Regions from separate parts of the Homo sapiens genome. Here region 1 is linked to region 2. A link is a loop called in an ENCODE intact Hi-C map of the cell type or tissue named here. Cell type or tissue: K562. All regions are shown on one strand. Links, peaks and the distances in the headings refer to the core of each region. The heading gives the core; the rest is flanking DNA.

What was found. A loop is a pair of places that touch in the nucleus more often than their neighbours do. Peaks named below come from ENCODE experiments on the same cell type or tissue, not always from the same donor. Only the 100,000 strongest peaks of a DNase experiment are listed, where the experiment ranks them.
Region 1: it touches region 2 in a loop (5-fold over the local background); 3 of 110 quality-filtered maps call a loop at or near these places.

What each region holds. Positions count from the first base shown.
Region 1 is chr3:110,517,598-110,525,995 of GRCh38, reverse strand. No RefSeq gene overlaps it. Among named protein-coding and RNA genes, the nearest start is that of NECTIN3-AS1, 550 kb to the left of the region's middle. In K562, for the core only: no CTCF peak of the experiment used is centred there; a DNase peak (open chromatin) is centred at 4,755.
Region 2 is chr3:110,461,345-110,469,742 of GRCh38, reverse strand. LOC105374036 (a long non-coding RNA gene) reads right to left here. Exons shown (of 4, transcript XR_924327.3): 2 at 8,386-8,398; 3 at 2,844-2,955. Among named protein-coding and RNA genes, the nearest start is that of NECTIN3-AS1, 600 kb to the left of the region's middle. In K562, for the core only: no CTCF peak of the experiment used is centred there; no DNase peak of the experiment used is centred there.

The DNA.
Region 1 (8,398 bases), core at 328-8,327, 56 kb before region 2:
TCACTCTGCTGATAAAGACATACCCGAGACTGTGGAATTTACAAAAGAAAGAGATTTAATTGGACTTACAGTTCCACATGGCTGGGGAGGCCTCACAATCATGGCAGAAGGCAAGGAGGAGCAAGTCACATCTTACTCGGATGGCAGCAAGCAAAAAACCAGAGCTTGTGCAGAGAAACTCCCGTTTTTTAAAACCATCAGATCTTGTGAGACCCATTTACTATCACGAGAACAGCACAGGAAAGACCTGACGCCATGATTCAATGATATCCCACCAGGTCCCTCCCACAACACGTGGGAATTATGGGAGCTAAAAGATGAGATTTGGGAGGGGACACAGAGCCAAGCCATATCATTCTGCTCCTCACCCCTCCCAAATCTCATATTTTTACATTTCAAAATTAATCATGCTTTCCCAACAGTGCCCCAAAGTCTCAGCTGATTTCAGCATAAACTCAAAAATTCACAGTCCAAAGTCTTATCTGAGACAAGGCAAGTCTCTTCTGCCTATGAGCCTGTAAAATCAAAAGCAAGTTAGTTACTTCCTAGATACAATGGGGGTACAGGCACTGGGCAAATACAACCATTCCAAATGTGAGAAAATGGCTAAAACGAAGGAGTTACAGGCCCCATGCAAGTCCAAAATGTAGCAGTGCAGTCAAATCTTAAAGCTCCAAAATGATCTCCTTTGACTCCAGGTATCACATCCAGGTCATGCTGATGCAAGAGATGGGTTCCCACGATCTTGAGCAGCTCTGTCCCTGTGGCTGTGCAGGGTACAGTCTCCCACCCAGTTGCCTTCATGGCTGGCATTGAGTATCTGTGGCTTTTCCAGGTGCACAGTGCAAGCTGTCAGTGCATCTACCATTCTGGGGTCTGGAGGATGGTGGCCATTATCTCACAGCTCTACTAAGCAGTCCTCCAGCAGGAACTCTGTGTGTGGGCTCCCACCTCACTTTTCCCTTCTGCACTGCTCTAGCAGAGGTTCTCCATGAGGGCTCCACCCCTGCAGCAAACACTGCATGGGTATCCAGGTATTTCCATACATCTTTTGAAATCTAGGCAGAGGTTCCCAAACCTCAACTTTTGACTTCTGTGCACTTGCAGGCTCAACACCATATGAAAGCTACCAAGGCTTGAGGGTTACACCCTCTGAAGCAACAGTCCAAGCTCTATGTTGGCCCCTTTGAACCACAGCTGGAGTGGCTGGGATGCAGGGCACCAAGTCCCTAGGCTGCACACAGCAGGGGATCCTGGACCCAGCTCATGGAATCACTTTTTTCTCCTAGGCCTCTGGGCCTGTGATGGGAGGGGCTGCCATGCAAACCTCTGACATGCCCTGGAAACATTTTCCTCATTGTCTTGAGGACTAACATTTGGCTTTTCGTTACTTATGCAAATTTCTGTAGGCAGCTTGAATTTCTCCTCAGAAAATGGAATTTTCTTTTCTATTGCATTATCAGGTTGCAAACTTTCTGAACTTTTATGCTCCAATAAAACTGAATGCCTTTAACAGCATCTAAGTCACATCTTGAATGCCTTGCTGCTTAGAAATTTCTTCTGCCAGATACCGTAAATCATCTCTCTCAAGTTAAAAGTTTCACAAATCTCTAGGCCAGGGGCAAAATGCCACCAGTCTCTTTGCTAAAACATAACAAGAGTCACTTTTGCTCCAGTTGCCAGCAAGTTCCTCATCTCTATCTAAGACCACTTCAGCCTGGACCTTATTGTTCATATCACTATCAGCATTTTTGTCAAAGCCATTTAACAAGTCTCTAGAAAGTTCTGAACTTTCCCACATTTTTCTGTCTTCTTCTGAGCCCTCCCAACTGTTCCAACTTCTGCCTGTTACCCAGTTCCAAAATCGCTTCCACATTTTCGGGTATCTTTTTAGCAATGCCTCACTCTACTGGTACTAATTTGCTGTGTTAGTTCGTTTTCACACACCTGATAAAGACATACCAGAGACTGGGCAATTTGCAAAAGAAAAAGGTTTAATGGACTTACAGTTCCACATGGCTGGGGAGGCAAGAAGGAGCAAGTCACATCTTATGTGGATGGCAAAAAAAAAAAAAGCTTGTGCAGAGAAACTTCTGTTTTTTAAAACCATCAGATCTTGTGAGACCCGTTCACTATCACGAGACCAGCACGGGAACGACCCGCCCCCATGATTCAATCATCTCCCATCAGATGCCTCCCACAACACATAGGATTTATAGGAGCAACAATTTGATATTTGCGTGGAGACACAGAGATAAACCATGCCATAAGTTAATGAAGGAACTACCAGAGTTCTAAAATTATAAACCTAGATTTTCCTAAGAAAATAGAGTGAATTACAAGACTTACAAAATATCAATAAGATTTTTCTATTTTGGAAAATTATTAACACCTCAAATTCATGTGGCCATATCATAGTGAAGAAGTAGAAGTATATTTGGAAACAGGAATAGACAACTCAACCCAATTTTCATTATAAGGACTTCATCAATTTAACATATTATTGCTGAATATTTTACTCTCAAGACTTTTTTCACATGGAAATTAACTGGATTTTGTCCTCAGATTCTTACATCACGAGTATATCATTAATACCTTAAAAATAGGTATAGAGTACATATGACTAGCTGGAATATAATATTAAATTCATCTTAAGTGTGATTTTAGAGTACAATATGTTTTGCTCCCAAACAAAAATAAGAAGTAGAAACCAGGACCAATTAGGTATATATTTTTTTTCTTACTCATGTATTTCAATATTTACCAGAAATCCATTACATTCAAGGTACTGTGCCAGCCTTTGTATTCACAAAGAAAAAAAAAAGAAAACTGACCTATAAACATGTATAATAAGACGTGGTAGAATAAGGACAAACAAATCCCAGGTTGAGTCTCCTTTCCTCCAGTGATGGGGTAACTCTGAATGCCACCACTAAAGGAAGTAGAAATAAGCTGATTCTTCCAAGTCAAAAGTTGTGAGACTTTGGATGCTCCACTTTCACATTCCTCTTGTTCTCTCTAGCTATAGGGTTTCTTAGCTCCACACATACTCAGTCATTCAATTAGTTATTACCAACAGTGCTAAAAATATTACTTCTCATTAAATGGACCTGTCACTTCATTTAAACTCCTTTGTGCATTTAGATTTAAATAATGATATCCAGTATTACTTCCTTATTTACCACTTTATTTCTCTGCCCTGACTTTGGCCCAAATAAGCGCTTCTTAGCTCTTCAAAGCTGGAATGGCAAAAATTTCCAAATTTTTCCATTAAAATAAGAATATAATTTAGATAATTTAAGAGGTTCTCTATTTCTCCCTTACTAGTCCCCTCCCAGGACTCTCCTTTTCACCCAATCTATCCCGTATCCCACAGGTGATCCACTTCACCTTCATGCTGTGTATTCCCTCCCGTCCTGGGCAATTCTTGTTTGGGGTTTCCCATGTAATTGCAGTCAAATGGATAGTAGCTGGGGCTAGAGTCATCTGAAGTTTCTTCATGTACATATCTGACACATGGCCTGAGAGCCTAGAGCTCTGAAAGTTGGTTTGCTTTCTCTCTCCATGTGACCCCATGGCTAGCTTAGGCTTCCTGACAGTATGGCAGTCCTAAACTGAGTGTGACTTTTTTACATGTGACTGAATTTCCCAGAAGAAGCATTCCAAGAGTCCCAGATAAAAGATGCAATTCTTTTTGTGACCTAACCTCAGAAGCTCCAGAACATCATTTCTGCATTCTGCTACTTGAGTAATTCCTAGGGCCAGCTGACATTCAACTAGAAGAGTGACTTGATCTCTCAATAGAAGCAGTAGCCAAGATTCCATGACTGCCTTTAATCTACCCTATGCTATTTGTTTAACTAAGGCCCCATATTTGTAGGGCTTATTAATGTTTTTAAAATAATGAAGACACAGAGGCTTGGAGCAAATGACTTACTACCAAGGTTTTTCGGTAAATTGGTGTCAGAGCAGTGAAAACAATTGTATACAGAGCTCTTCATTCTTTAAGTATCCGACTCTCTACTTGCTGAAGGGTTTTTAAGTGAATAATCTATCCTGTATGTTAAAATCCATCAGAATGACATCTTAAAGATTCTTGTTTATGTGCGTTAGCAGCTTTTGTGCAAATAAAATCTTTTCTCAATTTAATGCTTTTTTTTTCTGTCACCATATTTCCTAATGTTTTAGTCTCTGATGTTCTAGACACATGCTACAAAAAGCTACTGGACTGATCATTTTTTCCATGATGATTTTATCCTACTGATTCTACAGATTGAAATAGCTATTTTCCCTTATCCTTTGAAAATTAACCTCTCATGTCAAGTAGATATTATGAAGTTTTGGCTAGTTAATGTATTTTACTCATGAAAATCTACTTAATTCTCAATAAGCACAAGTTGAAATTTTAGAACTTTTGGCTCCATACATTTCTTTTAAACAACTGGTTTTGGGGAAAACAAAGAGAAGAAGGATATTTTCTACAATCTTATTTATGTGAACATCTTGGGGAATTAAGCTGCTTTCTTTGGGCCTCCTCCTAGTTTTCTATTCAGTTTCTCTTCTCATCCCAATCTATTCTTTTACTTTAAGTTTTTTTCTGAGTGTGTTCTGCCACTTTAGTTCTCTGTGAGGTTTCTTATTTTGTTTATAGATAAAAAATTGGTGCTTTTTTTCAGTTGCCAGTAAATGTTTGTGTAGAATTGCCTAGTTAGCCTCTGATGATGATGGTGTGAGTCAGCCCTTTTCCTATGTTTCCGTAGTTTCCGCTGCAATGTGCAAAGGCACCCTGTTTCATCTTATCTAGCTTTGGCATGAGTACATATTGTGTGCATGTGCATATGCACATGAAATGCCTTTGCCTGCCAAGTGAAAATGCACAGTACCTTTCCCAGAAACTGCAATCCAATAGAAACAAAATACCAAACTCTGAAGCAAAGTTAGGACTTGTTTGTTGAAAATAACTTTACAGAAATAAAATAATTAAACATATATTATATGATATCAATTTCTTAGTTACAAAACAATTCAAATAGGCCATTTACTGTCACTCCAATTTCAGAGTCAGAGAGGTTAAAGACTTGTCTGTTTATGGCAATAATTATGAAATGTATGACCAAAACTATTTTGAGACAGTTAAAAGTATTCTTAGGAATTGGGAATGCATCTATGAAATGAGAATTAAATTATGAAGGAATTTTTTTAAAGTAACCAGAACTGTATATATTTGCCTCACTTGAAAAAGTGATTAGTAAGTCCAATAAAGATGATAGAATGTCAATTTTAAAGTAGCGTGTCCTTAAGAAGAATGTACTTCTGAGGGACGATGCCTGCATGGCGTATGGAAAGTGGGCATTCTGAAGGCAAACATTTCCTAGTACATTCTAGCTTACTGACTAACACTATATGGGCTGCTGGGCAGGTAGACGTCTAAGCGGAGACCAGAGCATCCACCTTTCTGTGTCAGAAGACACAAGTCGAACATCACCCACAGAACTGGCCTCGCTCACAAAACAATTTTCTAATTAAAATTTTATAATATTTCGTGTTAATTTTCGTATAGGTGAGAATTAACTGACTCACTGATTAGTCTTTCTATAGTTTCATTTCTCATTTAAAATTAATATATTGCCAAGTGTGGTGGCTCATGGCTCTAATCCTAGAAGCCTGGGAGGCTGAAGTGGGAGGATCACTTGAGACTAGGAGTTTGAGACCAGCCTGGGCAACATAGTGAGACACAATCTCTAAAGTAAAAATAAATAAATAAATAAAAATAGCTGGGTGTGGTGGCATGTGCCTGCAGTTCCAGCTAGTTTAGCTGCTGAGGTGGAAAGATTATTTGAGCCCAGGAGTTGGAGGCTGTAGGGAGCCATGATCCTGGCACTGAACTCTAGCCCGGAAAACAGAACCAGACCCTGAGTATAAAAAATTTATTGTATTACCAATATAGTCAAGTGTATTGTGAGATAGTTGCCTGATTCTGATCACCTTTGTGTTTACTGGCAAAACCAAATTTCTGAACCTGTGAAAATGTAGACTAGACTCTAGACTCCTGTTTTTTCAACTGTTCTAATGGCCATCATTATTAAAATCACTGGATGGTTTTTAAAAAGATTACTTAAGTCCTTCTGTGATGTACTGAATGCAATTCTCTTCTGGAAGAGGCTGACATCTACTTTTTAAGTAATTTCCCATGATAATTATTATATAAAGAAAAGAGGGAGAGTGATTATATGCTGTTATGTTAACTTCTCAATGGAAAATGGAAAAATATGCAGTAATCGTTTGCTATGTGCCAGGCATTAGAATAGATGCTTGGGGACACATGGTTGGATGAGGCAGAGATCCATTTTCAAGGAAGACATCATGAAGATAACAGGCCAATAGTCAACTATCTAAAATACATTTGAGTGCCTTTTAAAATAAAGTTCTATCAAAAGATAGAAAAAAAAAGAGCAAGTAACTTTAAGGACTTTCTAGGGACAATAATATAGAAAGTTCAGAGTCATAGTCTTAAGAAATAGCCAGATTTGAAGCATCACAGGTAATGAAAAGACAATTCTGCCACTAATGTGGGAAGAAAAATCTCAAGAAGGCAAACTATACAGAGGTTTAATGAGTTTCATTAACAAAATTAGGGGCAGAGTGGAAGAAGAGGATTTAACTGAGTTTTAAATCAGAGGAATGAAGCATTGGCTGCTGACCATGGGGAGTTGCCAGAATTAACCGGAAATTTTCCACTTGCTCATGTCCAACATCCCTGCCTACCCCAATGTGGGAATGGTTTTAGCATATAAAATGGTGTAAAGCTGTAAAAGTGATATTGTAGTTTAGTAAAATGTTCTTATGATTTTTATACATACCCAGTTTCCCCTTTGTGATCTATTGATGAAGAAAATAGTAGGTTTGCTTCATATTTAGGCTGCCAATACTGTAAACTATTAGACTCAGTTTCCAGATACGTATAGTATATGAAGAATGGCATAATCACACAGTAGAAAATACACACTATGAGTAGCAAAATCAGACTATACTTTGTATTTTTTGTTCTGAATGAGAAAATCTAGGAAATAGTCTTTTTAGTCTTGTATTCTGCATCAAGCATGCTTAGAAAGGTTTATCTACCTATACAAGAACCATGGTCATCATCTGTTATTAATGTGAAGGTAGTCAACTGAATTGTGGATCAGTGCCTAGCAGTAAATTAATTTTTCCTTAAAGTAGCATTGTAGTTGCACAAATTCATGAGGTGAAAATAAATCCTACAGCAACACAGTGCAAAAAAAGAAAAAAAGAAGGAAGAACAAGATTTTAAAAATCTGAGTAATCCCTGATGAAATAATGGAATAAAAATACAATATCTTTAAAAAATGTAAATTTGGCCAATAAAATTTAGGCATGGACATGCCAATGATAGCTAGTACTATGTAGTACTTATATACCAGCAATTGTCCTAAATTTTTTACATGTATTAATCTACTTAATTCTCACAATATCCTTATTATTACCACTATTACTGTCTTCATTATAAATATTGGGACAATTAAGGCATCAAGGTTAAGTAATTTGTGTAAGATCACTTGGTGGCAAACATACTATTCACTCTCCCAACTGTATAATAGCATCCTAAACTTCCAAACATTGATTTTTCACCTTTGCCTGTTGGTGTCTTGGCACAAGGAGTCTGAAGTTAACTGGCAGGCACCTGTAGCCTGAGGCTTAATAGGACCATAAGGACATCCCATAGAATATCACACTTAGTCACTACTTACTACATCAATGACATCATGTTAATTGAAGTGAATGAGCTAAAAGTGGCAAGTATGCAGTTTTCAAATCCTGTGAATGCTGCATTTTTTATCCCCTTTTGGTTAAAAAACATCTACATATAACAGAACCATACAGTTCCAGTGCATGTTGTTCAAGGGTCAACTGTATGCTGAAGCTCTCTAGCTGCAACGAATGGGTCATTAAGATCATCTGTCTTTCACATTTAATCCTTAATTGGTGATTAATCACCTTTTAGTCTTCCATTGTCTTTTTTCAAATCATCAATTGCCCCAACATCAGTCTTTAAAAGTCATAATCCTTATCATAATAATTCCCGTATATTTCTCAATTGCTTTTTATATTGCATCTACCATGCATTTCTTTTTACCAGTACCATCTCAATTCACAACAAGTAGAAATTGTAACAATAGTACTATTATCACCTGTAAAGGATTTTATCTGTGCATTTACTACTAGTGATGGGATTCTCCTTGCCAGCTAGCCAGCAGGTGATCCAGTTTTAAAATTCCATTTTTGAGTTGTTTTCTCAGACCACTTTTAGCAACAACTGTTTCAGATTGGATTTCCCAGAAAGCAGTTTCTGAGATTAAAAATGTCCATGGAAAATGTT
Region 2 (8,398 bases), core at 328-8,327:
AATATCTATTTTGTTCCACTAAACAATTATTCCATGAATTCTCACAGGGATGCAATTGTTAAGAAAGAATTCAAATTTAAATACAATTATTGTAGATTTGTATAGAAGCCTACATAGCATATGAATTTAATTTTCTTCACTTTCAATTTGCTTACAGGTAATTCAACTCAAGGTAATATAACCACTCTGCTGAATTCTTTTGTCAAATGTTGAAGGTGTTCAAGGATGGTTATTATGCTAAAGAGGAATTTGAATTTACCGAATGACAGCTAATTTTGTTCTCTTAAATCTTTAATCTGTTGACTTAAATAAACATTATAGGTAAAGAATTCTTTCAAAATGTAATCTTTGCTTGCATGACTTTACTAAGACATACTTTTGTATGCATTGACTTAAGTGGAAATACATTAAATTAAAAGCATAATGCAAATGGTTAGTTGAGAATATAGAATATACTGACGAATTTAATGGCTCTGTTTTTCAAAACATTTAAAAGAGAAGTGAGAGTGAGAGAAAGTGAAAAAAGAGGGCGCAAATACAAGTAATTTTAAAAAGATTTAAATGTATTGAATTTAGTATTGATAGTATCAAACTCATATTAATAGACATATTTAGCAGAATACCATTGAAATATGTGCAGATTAACTTAAGAGCTAAGACTGAAAACTTTTATGGTCACATTAACCCAAGTTCAAGGCCTACATTCACTACTAACTATGAATCTTCGGTCAAGTAACTTTTTAGAAATAATGGTATTTATATTGTAAGTATTAAATCAGTTAATACTTGAAAAACACCAGAGTGCTGGTTACATAGCAATTGCAAAAAGTATATTACTTGCTGACATGGTGATGAGAATGACATTTCTAAGTAATGATTGATGTAGGGCACTAGCTGAGACAGACATATTCTTGTTCAGAATTAGAAGAACCACTAATGCAAAATGCTGCTCCTGAATTTCACTATTTCAGCTTGAAAACATTTAATCAAATCTAATTTAAATATAAATTTATTTCTGTTAAAACCTCTTTTAAAACATAGCAAACAAGGAGTTTTATTTTCTTGTATTTAGCACTGACCTAATATGCTAGTACATACACATAGTTTATAAATGTTTTGGGTATGCTGAAAGACAATTTAATTTTACTAGGAGACTTTAATAATTAGGGTCCAATAGCAAAATTAAACCAAACCAAAACAAAAATAATGTACCCAAACTGAACCAGACTAGAGTAATTAAAATCAAACCAAAGAAAGATGCTACTCTCAGAAGAAATGGCATGCAATTGGATGTGAGGCCATAAAATGTTTAAAACATTCTTAAAAATACCTATGTAATTTTGTAATTTTGACTTTCACACTATTTCTACATGGTAAAGCTAGGAAAATTGGAGCTAATGATATCCCCAAAGAGACAATTCAAAGAAACAATGTAAACATAATGATACACCTCATTGGTTATTTCTGTGCTTAAATTTTTATCAATTCCTCATTTCTGGAAGGCTACTTTAAATAATTAATAACAAGATAATTTATATTTTAGTTATTCCATGACAATATATTTATACCGTCTCACACGAGATTAAGAGAGACTGAGAAACCATTATCTCTCCCTCCCATCCCATATGTCCCCCACTCTGCCCCTATTGCTGATGACTCACACTACCAGTCAACACTGTTAAGAAAGCTCTTTACATTTGCCTAAAATTTTCAAATCCTATTTTCAGGAGCTAGGCATTCTGATATTTATAAAATACTTAAAGAAGATAATTATTGGCATCATAATTATTATTTAACCAGTGGGCTGTGGAGGTACTTCTTCTTTTCACCAGGCTCCTCTATCTCAGAAAGTGACACTGTTCCATCATTTATTACCAGGATTAATCTGGTTTGGCTACAGTTAGGTATATGCACACTTCTTTTCTCACTTCTCCAAACATGTCCTTCCCAAACCCATATACTTGCTCAAACATTCCCATTTTCGAGGGAGGACTTTTTCTAAAATGGAAGATGGTTGAAAAATACTTATTACTGTAGACACTGCTAAATTGCATCAATTTTACAGATGAGGCAACAGGCACAGAGAGGTTAATTAATTATTGGAAAATGACATAATAAGTAGCAGAGCTTAGAATATGCATCCGGGAGTCTCTTAACCACTGCATTCAATATCTTAATTATTTTCACCCTAATTATCAGTATGGTTACTTTTAAATTAAGAGGATTTGATCAGGTGAGCCCAAAGTTTATTTTAGGACAGCGCTGGCCCCTGGAAGACTCGGTCTTTTGGGGCAGAAAACTTTCAGATGTGCAAAGTTAGTGCAAGTTGCCAGCAGCCCTTTTGGTAGATGTTGCCCCAGTTTATTGTTGATAGATCTTTGAAGTCATCACAGAAGTGGATGCCCTTCAAGTCATGTGTTACTCAGAGTAATTCATCTGCCTCATGAAATTGGCAGCTGAAATGGGACACTTGTATTTGGCAGGATTTAGTGGGAAGAGAAACATGGTATACTAACAGTATCAATGACTAAGGTGATAGAAAATTCTAAAACTCTAGTGACGACTCCACTTCTCCAGGGCTTGAGCTGTCCCCACCTGTGCTATCGTTTCAGAGTTTTGTCACACTGGGAAATCAAAACCAGGATTAAATCTTTTATTTTAATAAATATCTTAGCAGACCTTTGGTTAAAGTCTGACTATGTGCCAAGCACCATGCCAACTGGCTTATAAGATACCAGCTAATAACACTTGGAAATTTACTGAATTGCTGTACAACATGTGAGGCAGGAAATGTGCACCTTTGTACCTGCAGGTAATAGAAGGAGGTCAGCTTCAATGCTCACCAAGTATCACTGAGCTTGTTAGCATCAGCCCTATTGAGAACTCTTCCCATGGCCAGTTTCTGGTGTCTGTTCTCCTCTTTCCCTTGGTTTATCCATCATAAAGTTCTGTGTCCTAAAAGCAAGCAAGCAAACAAAAAGCAGTGTAAAAACAAATGGGGGTTGAGGGGAATCTAAAAGGGATTTTAGTGCTCCCTCTCTCATTCTGCCCTATCAAATTATAGGTAAAGAAATTGACACACAAAACACTAAGTTGCTTGACTGAAGTCAGACAGCTAATGCTACAAAAAAATTAAAACCGAAAAAGTCAAATATAAACTGTTGCTTGTTTTAGAGAAGATAGCACAAATTAATCACTAGAATCCAAAGCAAAGTAGATAAATCACAGTACCCTAGAGTTTTAAAACTTAAAATTATTTCAAATATATCCTTCAAATCAAGTAACTGACTCCAGATGTCACAGTTATGTCAGTGGTGTAGCTAGAAGCAAAGGTTCCAATGTTAGCCTTCCTTCAGCTTTTCAAATTCCAGAACATCTCAAACGTTTCCTGCTGCATTCTTTGACTACAAAACTCTTTCTGCTTACATCTGGTTGCGTATAATGTTTCAAGACCCTTTCCTCTTATCAAGAGGGCAGGTGTGTGACAGGAATTGCAGGAGAATTTAGGAATGCGAAAAACTGATCAAGACAGGTGAAACCTCCACCTTAGTAAACAAATTAATGTTTACATGGGTAATCTGACAATAAACATATAAACAAGTAAATAAGCAAGAAAACTGAAAATTGTTGTTACCAAGAAAGGAAATAATCATGCAATGGGTTATGGAGTGAAATTGGGAAAGCCAGTTGGGACAAGGTGGTGAGGGAAGTCTCTCTGCTGTGTGACATTTGAGCTGAAAAGAGAAAATGAGAATGAGGCAGACATGCCTACATACTATGGGAAAAACACTGTGGGCAGAGGCTGAGGAAGAAGTCTGAGTTTTCTCCGTGAAGATAGGGTAGGAGAACTCTCCAGCCAGATAAACAGGCAAATGCGAGGGCCAGGGCTTGAAAGCTTGGATATAGCCAGGAATTGCAAGAACATAAGGTGCAATAGTGATGAACCCTGGGGCTGAAGGGTAGGCAGGGAACAATGAACACCAGCCTTAAGTGCTCTGATAAGGCTTGAGAGGTATGGAGACATAGTGTGTGATAAAATATCTTGTTCTTTTATTTATTCAAAAATGAATTTTATTTGGTTGATCCAGAGATTAAAGCCACCAGGGAACTTATCCTTTTAAGAGTCCCCAGAAGAGTCTTTTCAAAAGGAAAATAATCAAACTTAACTTGTGGTTATTAAGTTTGAAATAAACTTAACTAATTCACATTTTAAAGAAAGTGTGAAATGTGGCAGTTTGCTTAGTTGATAATTATGAAAGTTTTAAATTTTAAATCAGCATTAAAATATTGCATTTATTTTCTATAGTTTATTTCTATAATATCACTCTTTCCTATTTTTTTAAATGAGGAGGTATTTAAGACACTTAAAAAACAAAAATGTCTTCTAATTTATTCCAGAAGATTATCACTATTTCAGCATGTCATTTTGAATGGAGAGACAATCAGAATACAACAGAAAGTCTTTTAACTGCCAGTACTAATGACTATGAATTTTCCAATTTAAGTAACTGCAAAAGGGGAAGCAGATACTTTATACAGTTGTATTATTGTTGTGTGTATTTTTTAAATTAGAGAGATTCACAATGTTTAATTTGCTTTTAAATGCAATGTCAATAATTTTATCAATAAACATTTATTAACCCTTTACAAGATTTAATGTGCTTTCCTGAGTGTCTGGTGGTATTCAGACATGAAAACCACAGGGTTGCATTATAAGAGGGGAAAAGCTAAATACTCTTGAAAAGATGACCAATAAGATAAGATAGCATAGGATAAATTAAAATTGGGGACAAACCACAAATGCCATTGAAGATCAGATCAGGGAGAAGCATTACAAGATAGGTATCAGGGCTGGGGTTCAGATCAAACTTTGAAAAAAGTGAGTTTGAGATGGGGTGGAAAGAAGGGAGAAAGCAGAGGAGGGAGAAATCAATGGGATTAGTTAAATACGGCAAATACTACATGACTGCTCCACTCTAACCCATTTGTCCCTATGCCACAGCAAGCCAAAGGGGAAAAAAATAGATTAAATTAACATCTTTTAAATTCTGTTTCTGTGGCTCTATCCCTCCATCAGAGAACCTGCTGAAATTCCAGCCCCCAAAACTTATGCACTCTATCCCTTATCCTCAGTCTTTCTGGGAGCCCTGAGGAGGTGCGGGGTATGTGCTCTGCTCTGCTATCTTACAGTTCTGTCACTTCTAGTTCTCTTCAAAGCTGCTGCTTTCAGTGGAGGAAGACCTCACCACTGTCCCAGGCACTCTGTTTTCAACGAGAGGTCTAGGGTTCTGCCCAAAGTCCCCACCTCTATTTCCCATGCTTCTCACTCACATTTTGCTGCTAAGATGCTGAATGTCTCAGTACAAAATGCTCACCCTATTCTCTCTGGTGTACACTGCGCAAAGCCACTGGTAAACAGGAAGGATCCCTATCTTCTAGCACTGTGCTGCCCACTTTCCTACATGGGCCCAGAAATAAGACTAACTCCTGATCCAATGTCTTTCTTACGAGGATTTTAGTGAAAAAAAAAAAGAGAGAGAGAGAAACTGATCCTTTCTTTTTCTTAGCAGAATTACTCACCTCAGGAGAGAAATCTATGTATTGCCACACAGATTGATGAAAATGGGACTAGATGACAAAGTTAAAATCATAGTTCTGAAAACCATAGGGGCTCACTGTGAAGAATAATACCTTTCTGTGGATAACTCACTGGAAGAATATTATTTTCTAAATATGATACTAAACAGCAAATTTTCCCTAATTGAAGGAAGAGGTTTCCTCCTCTCAATTTAGCAATTTTTAAGATAGGGCCAGACTGGCTTAGGTGTCTTATGAAGGCAGGCAGGCAGTGCTGAGGCTGTGTTCCAGGAGATGTGAGCCTTGGTCCCAACTCTACCTCTGGACATCTGTTATCTTAGAGGCCATGCTATGACTTTGGATTTCAGGTTTTTTTAATCTGAAAAAAAAAAGTGCTGAGCCTAAATTGTCCTTTTTTCAATTTTTTCTTAATATTCTACAAGCGTACAAATATAGTAAAGGTTACTATGTTCACATTCACTTTGAAAACAGTAACTAAATCTAAATAAGGGCAGTATTTCTACAAGGGACCCTTTAAATTCTGCAAAAGGGGAAGCAGCTAAGTTAACCTTGCTGTAAGCGCTACAATTAAGCACATGCCACAAAGGAATACTAATCTAAAAATGTAGTAGTGAGAGAAACAAAAATGCTTTTAACGTTGTCTTAAAATCAACATCAAACAGCTGCCAGACCTCTCCCTTGTTTATTCTTCTATCTTCTGGAAGAAAAATTCTATTTTTATCAGTGTCAGGGCTCTTCCTTTCAGCAAGACGTCTCAAGAAACTGGAAAGATCATGTGACTTCTGAAATACAGGAAGACCCTCAGTCTTTACTGAATTATGATGGCTGCTGCTACCCCCATTTTCTGCATCTGGTAGAACTCGGCTTCTGAGCTAGTCATGGGGCACTGGCATACCCAGGGCCAGCCTCTCATGCGCAGCATGCTTCCATTGTCTCTGAGGTCTGGCCTTCTCCACAGGGCATTACTGCAGAGTAGGTATCAAGTGACCAAGAACATCAGGGTCTGGTGATTTTTGTTTCTTCCTACTTTTGAAGAATTATCTTCCTTTTCTTTCTCTATTCCCATATCTTCAATTTGTTGTGGCATTTACTGAACACAATAAGAAACATTATCTTCAGGAAACCTCTGATTTAGCTCCTGTAAAATTACCTGTGGCAATTAATAGGTAGGCTTGGCCACTCAATTTAGTGGGAGGAGAGGAAATTAAGGAAAAACTATATGCAAATGAATATCCCAATAGATTATCATGCTTAACACCTGCTGGCTTAAGAGTTAAGGTAAGAGATTAATTTAACAAGCCTTAAATGAAGATGAATATTAGCACTAGCTAATATTGACTTACTGGGTAAGTCAAATTAGGTTAATGGGTGCTATTTTGTTAGTTTTTAAATTGGCTCTAAGTCAGGTAGATAATTCCCTCTAGTTTATATTGCCAAAAATAGGAAGAAAAACAAAATAAAAACCTTCAGGTCTCAGTGAAGATAATTACACAAATACCTTAGTTCGAAGTCACAAACATGAATTTCTGAACAATTATAGTAAACTGCCAAGAGGTTTTTTGTTTTTGTTTTTGTTTTAATCCAAGTACATTTCCCTCTCCATATAACTGACACTGCTTCCATACTTCAGTTTTAGATTGTCTTGCTGCTGTGGTTCAAATGTGTACCCCAAAATTCATGTGTTGGAAACTTAATCCTAAATGCAACAATGAGTGGAGGTGGGACCTAATGGGAGATGTTTAGGGGATGAGGACTCCATCCTCATGAATGGAATAATGTTGCTATTAAAAGGGCTTGTGGAGCGGGTTCTGTCTTCCTTGACCTTTCATCTTCCACCTTCCACCATGTCAGAATGCAGTAAGAAAGTCTACAACAAATGACAACACCTTTCTCTTCGATTTCCCAGCCTTTAGAACTGTGAGAAAATAAATTGCTGCTCTTTGTAAATTACTCAGTCTCAGGTATTCTGCTATAGCAGTACAAAACAGACTAAGACACTTCCTCAGAAAGTGTCTTGCCTTGGCTGGCAATGCATTAAGAAGGTCATTGCTGAATGTTGTGTCAACCATTGCTTCCGGGATGCTGATGCCTCATGGTGCCTCCTGCCTCCCTTTTCAATTTTCATGATTATCTGAGTTCTTGCTTCTTTCATTCTAGACTACTTAGTGTGTCCTTTAAGATTTGTAATATTTTGTTTTAGCCCTGTCTGAAAGTTTCTGTTTTTGACTCATACGTATTTCTATTCTCTGCTCACAGGCCCTGATGCTAACAGTGCCTTCCCTCATTCCTAACCCAGTTTTCCACCTACACACATGGCACAAAATGGACTTGAGTCCATGTTGACAGAGGTGCATTATCTCATAAACATTGTACTCACGCAGTTTCAAAGAAATGTTTTTATTCAGTGTTCAGCACATACTAAACTAATAATAATGTGAGATGTACAGCTTACAAAGTGAATGGATTATCTGGACAACTTAATGACTCAGATTTTCTCTAAGAAATATTTTCCACTTTCCTGTGTACCTGTCAACACATGTTCAAAAAACAGGGGTAAGATCAGCTTTGTTCTTCACAGAAAAATAATTTTATGAACTCTTTGATGATTATACAATTGATAACTCTGGAACATTAGAAGAAACATATAAAGGCAGCACTATTATTTTGTTAATGTGTGTCACTTTAGTTACAATGTGGCACTAGGTATACTGCTGTCACCTACCTAGAAAGCTCCAGAGAAGAAAAAGAACTCCCTAAAGAGAAGCATTTCCATCAATAGACACTTACAATTTTCTTATGA